2 separate regions of the Homo sapiens genome follow, and region 1 is linked to region 2. A link is an interaction called in ENCODE POLR2A ChIA-PET data of the cell type or tissue named here. Cell type or tissue: PC-9. All regions are shown on one strand. Links, peaks and the distances in the headings refer to the core of each region. The heading gives the core; the rest is flanking DNA. Region 1 overlaps SHROOM3 (shroom family member 3). Region 2 has its middle 30 kb from the start of SOWAHB.

Region 1 (2,907 bases), core at 105-2,604, 230 kb before region 2:
TTATAATCCCTTTTTGATAAGGTCACACGACTATTCTAAACTCCAGGTGATCAATTGACAATTGAAATCTTGCAGCCGAGCGCGGTGGCTCATGCCTGTAATCCCAGCACTTTGGAAGGCTGAGGCGGGGGAATCTCTTGAGGCCAGGAGTTTGAGACCATCCTGGCTAACTTGGTGAGTCTCTATGTGGTGGCACACATCCGTAGTCCCAGCTACTCAGGAGGCTGAGGCATGAGAATCGCTTGAATCTGGGAAGTGGAGGTTGCAGTGGAGGGACACTGCACTCCAGCCTGGGGGACAGAGTAAGACTCAGTCTCAAAAAAAAAAAAAAAAAAAAAGAAAAAGAAAAAGGAAAAGAAATCTTGTTAACTGGCCGGGCGTGGTGGCTCACGCCTGTAATCCCAGCCAAGGCAGGCGGATCACGAGGTCGGGAGATCGAGACCATTCTGACTAACACGGTGAAAGCCCGTCTCTATTAAAAATACAAAAAATTAGCCGGGTGTGGTGGCGGGCGCCTGTAAGTCCCAGCTATGCGGGAGGCTGAGGCAGCAGAATGGCGTGAACCCGGGAGGCGGAGCTTGCAGTGAGCCGAGATTGCGCCACCGCACTCCAGCCTGGGTGGCAGAGCGAGACTCCGTCTCAAAAAAAAAAAAAAAAAAAAAAGAAAAGAAATTCTGCAACACACCTTGTACTTGAGTTGGGTGGTGCCTTTGTTTCAGCAAAAAATCTTCATTTTCTCTCTCCTTCTCACCCAAATACCCAATAGTATGTTTAAATAATAGCATTGGGATTGGAACCCAGGCAGTCTGGGAGCTCCAGGCCCCTAGTCTCAACCAATATGCTATCCTTTAATACCAGGCAAATGGAAGGGAGACTCCGGAAAGGAAAAGCAGATGACATTTTATCAAATCAGTATTGGTATAGAATGACATAGATGTTATAATGCATTGAGCTAGAATGGAAAATTTTATCCTGGAGAACCCTTCTTAATGGTGTTTTTAAATCTGTGTGCCAGTAGAGCCCATACTAATGGAGTGCTAGTCCTCAATATTCTCCCCTAACACCCATTCTCACTCTGCTAATAAACTGTCCCTCAAAATCAAAATGAAAGTGTCACGTATGTACACTTTCCTTTTGGAAAGCATTTTGGTATTTTTCTACCTGACAGCTAGGAAAACAGATAATTGATTGATTTGTTGCCTTTATTGTTTTTAAGTGCCTCTTACTTCGTGCATAGAATTTGGGGCATTTCCTGAGGAGTAATAAGCCCTCAGGAGGAGACCTTATCCTCCAAGGTATAGAAAGTCCTAGCAGACGTTGGTGGCCAGGAAGTGCCCTAGACTGGAATTATTTTTGTTGTTCTAATCTGAAAATGACAACATAGAACACAGCCAACAGCATGCAGCATTTTATTATGGTGATGCAGCTTTAATTGGTATGTAGAGGGCATGCCTGTGAAATTAGTCCTTAGTGTATTGGCCAATCAGATCACTTTCAACGTTTCCCAATGTTTAGTTTCATCTTATAATTAAGTAATAATGATCATTTCCTGGCAGCTAATGACTAGCTAGAGGAGTTAGAAGCCTCATTAGGTTTATAATTTATCAAACTCTAAGCTTTTCATCAGTAGTGTTGCAAAAAGAGAAAGCATCTTCAAATTCCAAAATGATTCAAAACAATCTCTAACCGTATTTCATATATGTATTCACTTGTTCTTTGAAGGGTGACTTTATTTTTAAACTTTTAAAAATAACTGTATTTTATTATATAAGCAGGAAAAAATGTTTGTGTGACTTAGAGGAAGAAGGAAAGAGATGTATTGAACTCTGTTAGCACATACACACACTCTAAAAGCAGAATTGATAGACCGTGTTTCCTTTAAGAATCTTTTTGTGACAATTCCACACCCTTTCCTGAAGCTGGCTTGACTATCCATTAATTCCAGCAATAGCATCATTGTATTTACTCCACAGATATTTATTGAGCACCTACTGTGTGTTGGGCATTATGCTGACGATACTGCAGGGGCCAGAAGAGAACGGGGGGAGATGGGAACAAAACCTCCTGTCTTTATTAAGCTGATATTATCATCTTAAAGTTTCTGTCTTCAAAATTACCCTGGAAGACTGCAATTAGATATGTTCAAAGAGGCCAAGCTAAAGGTAGAGGAAGACCCTCACTGAACCATGTGGACACCTTGCCTCTGACTGTCTCCTCATCCATACGGCCATTACATAGTAGCTCCAGCTTCTGCTAACTCAAGGGTCACTCACTGATCAACCATATTTGGGGGATTACAATCCTCCTTTTGGTGAGAGAAAGTGTAAATCTCTTCTCCTAGTTTGAGACCTGCCCTCCTCTTCGTTTTGGGACCTGACATGAGCTGGTCATAAAAGAAAAAACCAGAACCAAAAAACAGTGTCTTCTAATTCCAACTCGTTTCCCCTTGAGTTCCTAATGGTTGGGGTATTTATTAAATAAGTACAGCCTGATGGAGGGACAGCCAGACCTACCATTCAGGTTGTAGAATTCTAGAAATGTGGAACTCAGGGACTCTTCCAAAGAAATTCTGTCCTGCCTAAATCAGGTCTGAAAGGCCTCTGGAGAAATGGAACAACAGCCTATGTGTACTCACTCTCTTGGTCTTTCATTGGAGTCACTCCTGGGAATCCCTCAAAGATATTTTCTGTCCACACACTCATGAGTTCCTTGAAGCAGAGTAATCTTAGGTGCTCAGAGAAACTCCGTAGTTCCTTCACCATAGGAGCCACTTGAGATGTGAGGTCCTCTGGATCATCAGGGTTGGCAAAAGCACGCAGCAGAACTCCAGGGAAACTGCTGGCATTTGGTTTGTGCTGTCAGATCAATCCTAGGATTTCAACATCAGAAATACCCATTATTGTCCTC
Region 2 (2,907 bases), core at 119-2,618:
TCAGGCTGGCAACAGGTCAGTAACCCCCAGGATGGAGCTTCCTGAGGAAAAAGCTGGCTGTCATTTTTGATGTTTTCCAGCCTTCACTGGTGATACCTCCAGGTATGGGAAAACCCAAAGCAACTAGTGTCTGGAGTGGACCCCCAGCAAACCACAGCAGCCCTTTGGTAGAGTGGTCTATTAAAAGAAAAACAGAAGACAACAACAACAACAGCAACAAAAATACCCCATAAAAATCCCACTCAGGTCAGCAACCTCAAAGACCATAGGTAGAAAAGCCCACAAAGATGAGAAAGAATCAACATAAGCCCGGGAGTTAGAAGCTGCAATGAGCTATGGTCGTGCCACTGCACTAAAGCCTGGGTGACAGAGCGAGACTGTCTCTAAAAATTATAAAATAAAAGAAGAGGTTTTGGAGAGATCATAGCAGACAGAAGGCAGGACTAGATTGCAGCTCTGGACAGAGCAGTGGGCAGCAGCTTGCATTGTGAATTTTAGCTCCAGATCAACTGCAAGAACAAACCAGCAATACTGAGAGAAACCACAGACCCTCTGACAGAAGTGGACTGCTCCTGCAGAACCCAGGAGACCACCCCCGCACCCCCCGCCAAAACAAAACAAAACAAAAAAACTGTGAGTGCCCTAATTGCGGAAGCGGGAAAGGGAGACCCTCCTCTCCCGAACACACACCTCCACTGGAGAAGGTGAAGGTCTGTTTGCAGAAGTTTCCGACTTTACCTGGAGCTAAGTCAATTTGGAGACCCGAGTGAAATACAGGGGTAGAGGAAGCAGCAGAAAGGCCCTGGGAGCTCGCAGGTTACGGGAGAGAAGCATAGAGTAAAACTACACGGGGAGAAGCAAATCTATAGCTGAACTTTGTAACAATTTGAACGGGGTGAGAAGCCTCCTAGCCTGAACTCGGGGTAGGATGCAAATCTGGTGCGCAGACTCCACAGGCAGGGGAGGAACTAAGCCCTTTTCTTTCGCAGCTGGGAGGTGGATAGCCTGGGGCACGTTTTCAAGCCCATATTGCTCTCCACCTGGAAACGGTCTGGGGGCTCTTGAGGGGTAGGGGGACGCGGTGGGAGTGAGACCAGCCCTTCGGGTTGCATGGGAGGTGGGTGAGGCCTGTGACTGCCGGCTTTCCCCCACTTCCCTGACAACCTGCATGACTCAGCAGAGGCAGCCATAATCCTCCCAGGTACACAACTCCAGTGAGTTGACAATCTCACCCCCATCCCCCACAGCAGCCACAGCAAGACCCACCCAAGGAGAGTCTGAGCTCAGAACATGCCTAGCCCCGCCCCCACCTGATGGTCCTTCCCTATCCACCCTGGTAGGGGAAGACAAAGGGCATATAATCTTAGGAGTTCTAGGGCCCCGCCCACTACCAGTTCCTCACTATAGTACCACAGCTGATGCTCTCTGGAAAGTGCCACCTCCTGGCAGGAGGCCAACCAGCACGAAAAGAGAGCATTAAACCACCAAAGTTAAGAACCCTCACTGAGTCCATTGCCTCCACCACCTCCACTGGAACAGGCACTGGTATCTATGGCTGTGAGACCCATAGACAGTTCACATCACAGGACTCTGTGCAGACAACCCCCAGTACCAGCCTGGAGCCGCGTAGACTCGCTGGGTGGCTAGACCTAGAAGAGAGACAACAGTCACTGCAGTTTGGCTCACAGGAAGTCACATCCATAGGAAAAGGGAGACAGTACTGCATCAAGGAAACACCCCATGGGACAAAAGAATCTGAACAACAACCTTCAGCCCTAGACCTTCCCTCTGACAGAGCCTACCCAAATGAGAAGGAACCAGGAAACCAACCCTGGTAATATGACAAAACAAGGCTCTTCAGCGCCCTCCCCCGACGCCCACAAATCACACTAGTTCACCAGCAATGAATCCAAACCAAGAAGAAATCCCTGATTTACCTGAAAAATAATTCAGGAGGTTACCAGCCTGGCCAACATGGCGAAACCCTGTCTCTACTAAAAATACAAAAATTAGCCCAATGTAGTGGTGCACACCTGTAATCTCAGCTACTCAGGAGGCTGATGCAGGAGAATTGCTTGAACCTGGGAGGCAGAGGTTGCCATGAGCTAAGATCGCCCCACTGCTCTCCAGCCTGGGTGACAGAGCGAGACTCCTTCTCAAAAAAAAAAAAAAAGAAAGAAAGAAAAAGAAAAGAAAACAAACAAAAAAACCCAGCACTCTGGGAGGCCGAGGCGGGTGGATCACAAGGTCAGGAGATCAAGACCATCCTGGCTAACACAGTGAAACCCCATCTTTACTGAAAAATACAAAAAATTAGCTGGGCATAGTGGCAGGCGGCTGTACTACTCGGGAGGCTGAGACACAAGAATGGTGTGAACCTGAGAGGCAGAGCTTGCAGTGAGCTGAGATCATGCCACTGCACTCCAGCCTGGGTGACAAAGCGAGACTCCGTCTCAAAGAAAAAAAAAGGAATTCAGGAGGTTAGTTATTAAGCTAATCAGGGAGGAACCAAAGAAAGGCAAAGCTCAGTGCAAGGAAATCCAAAACATGATACAAGAAGTGAGGGGAGAAATAGTCAAGGATTATCAAGAAATATTCAATAGCTTAAAGAAAAATCAACAAAAAAAATTCAGGAAACTTTGGACACACTTTTAGGAATGCAAAATACTCTGGAAAGTCTCAGCAATATAATTGAATAAGTAGAAGAAACAAATTCAGAGCTTGAAGACACGGTCTTTGAATTAACCCAATCCAACAAAGACAAAGAAAAAAGAATAAGAAAATATGAACAAAGCCTCCAAGAAGTCTGTTCTCGTGCCATTAATAAAGACATACCCAAGACTGGGTAATTATAAAGGAAAGAGGTTTAATTGACTCACAGTTCCACATGGCTGGGGAAGGCCTCAC

The links. Peaks named below come from ENCODE experiments on the same cell type or tissue, not always from the same donor. Only the 100,000 strongest peaks of a DNase experiment are listed, where the experiment ranks them.
Region 1: POLR2A ChIA-PET joins it to region 2 with 8 read pairs; 2 of 35 experiments call an interaction of 5 or more read pairs at or near these places.

What each region holds. Positions count from the first base shown.
Region 1 is chr4:76,633,016-76,635,922 of GRCh38, forward strand. The region is part of intron 2 of SHROOM3 (shroom family member 3); the gene reads left to right. LOC105377290 (a long non-coding RNA gene) reads right to left here. Exons shown (of 4, transcript XR_001741404.2): 3 at 2,636-2,907. Among named protein-coding and RNA genes, the nearest start is that of MIR548AH, 59 kb to the left of the region's middle. In PC-9, for the core only: no CTCF peak of the experiment used is centred there; a DNase peak (open chromatin) is centred at 1,406; H3K4me3 peaks cover 685 bases; H3K27ac peaks cover 1,926 bases.
Region 2 is chr4:76,867,114-76,870,020 of GRCh38, forward strand. No RefSeq gene overlaps it. Among named protein-coding and RNA genes, the nearest start is that of SOWAHB, 30 kb to the right of the region's middle. In PC-9, for the core only: a CTCF peak has its summit at 1,882; a DNase peak (open chromatin) is centred at 1,318; H3K4me3 peaks cover 1,339 bases; H3K27ac peaks cover 1,949 bases.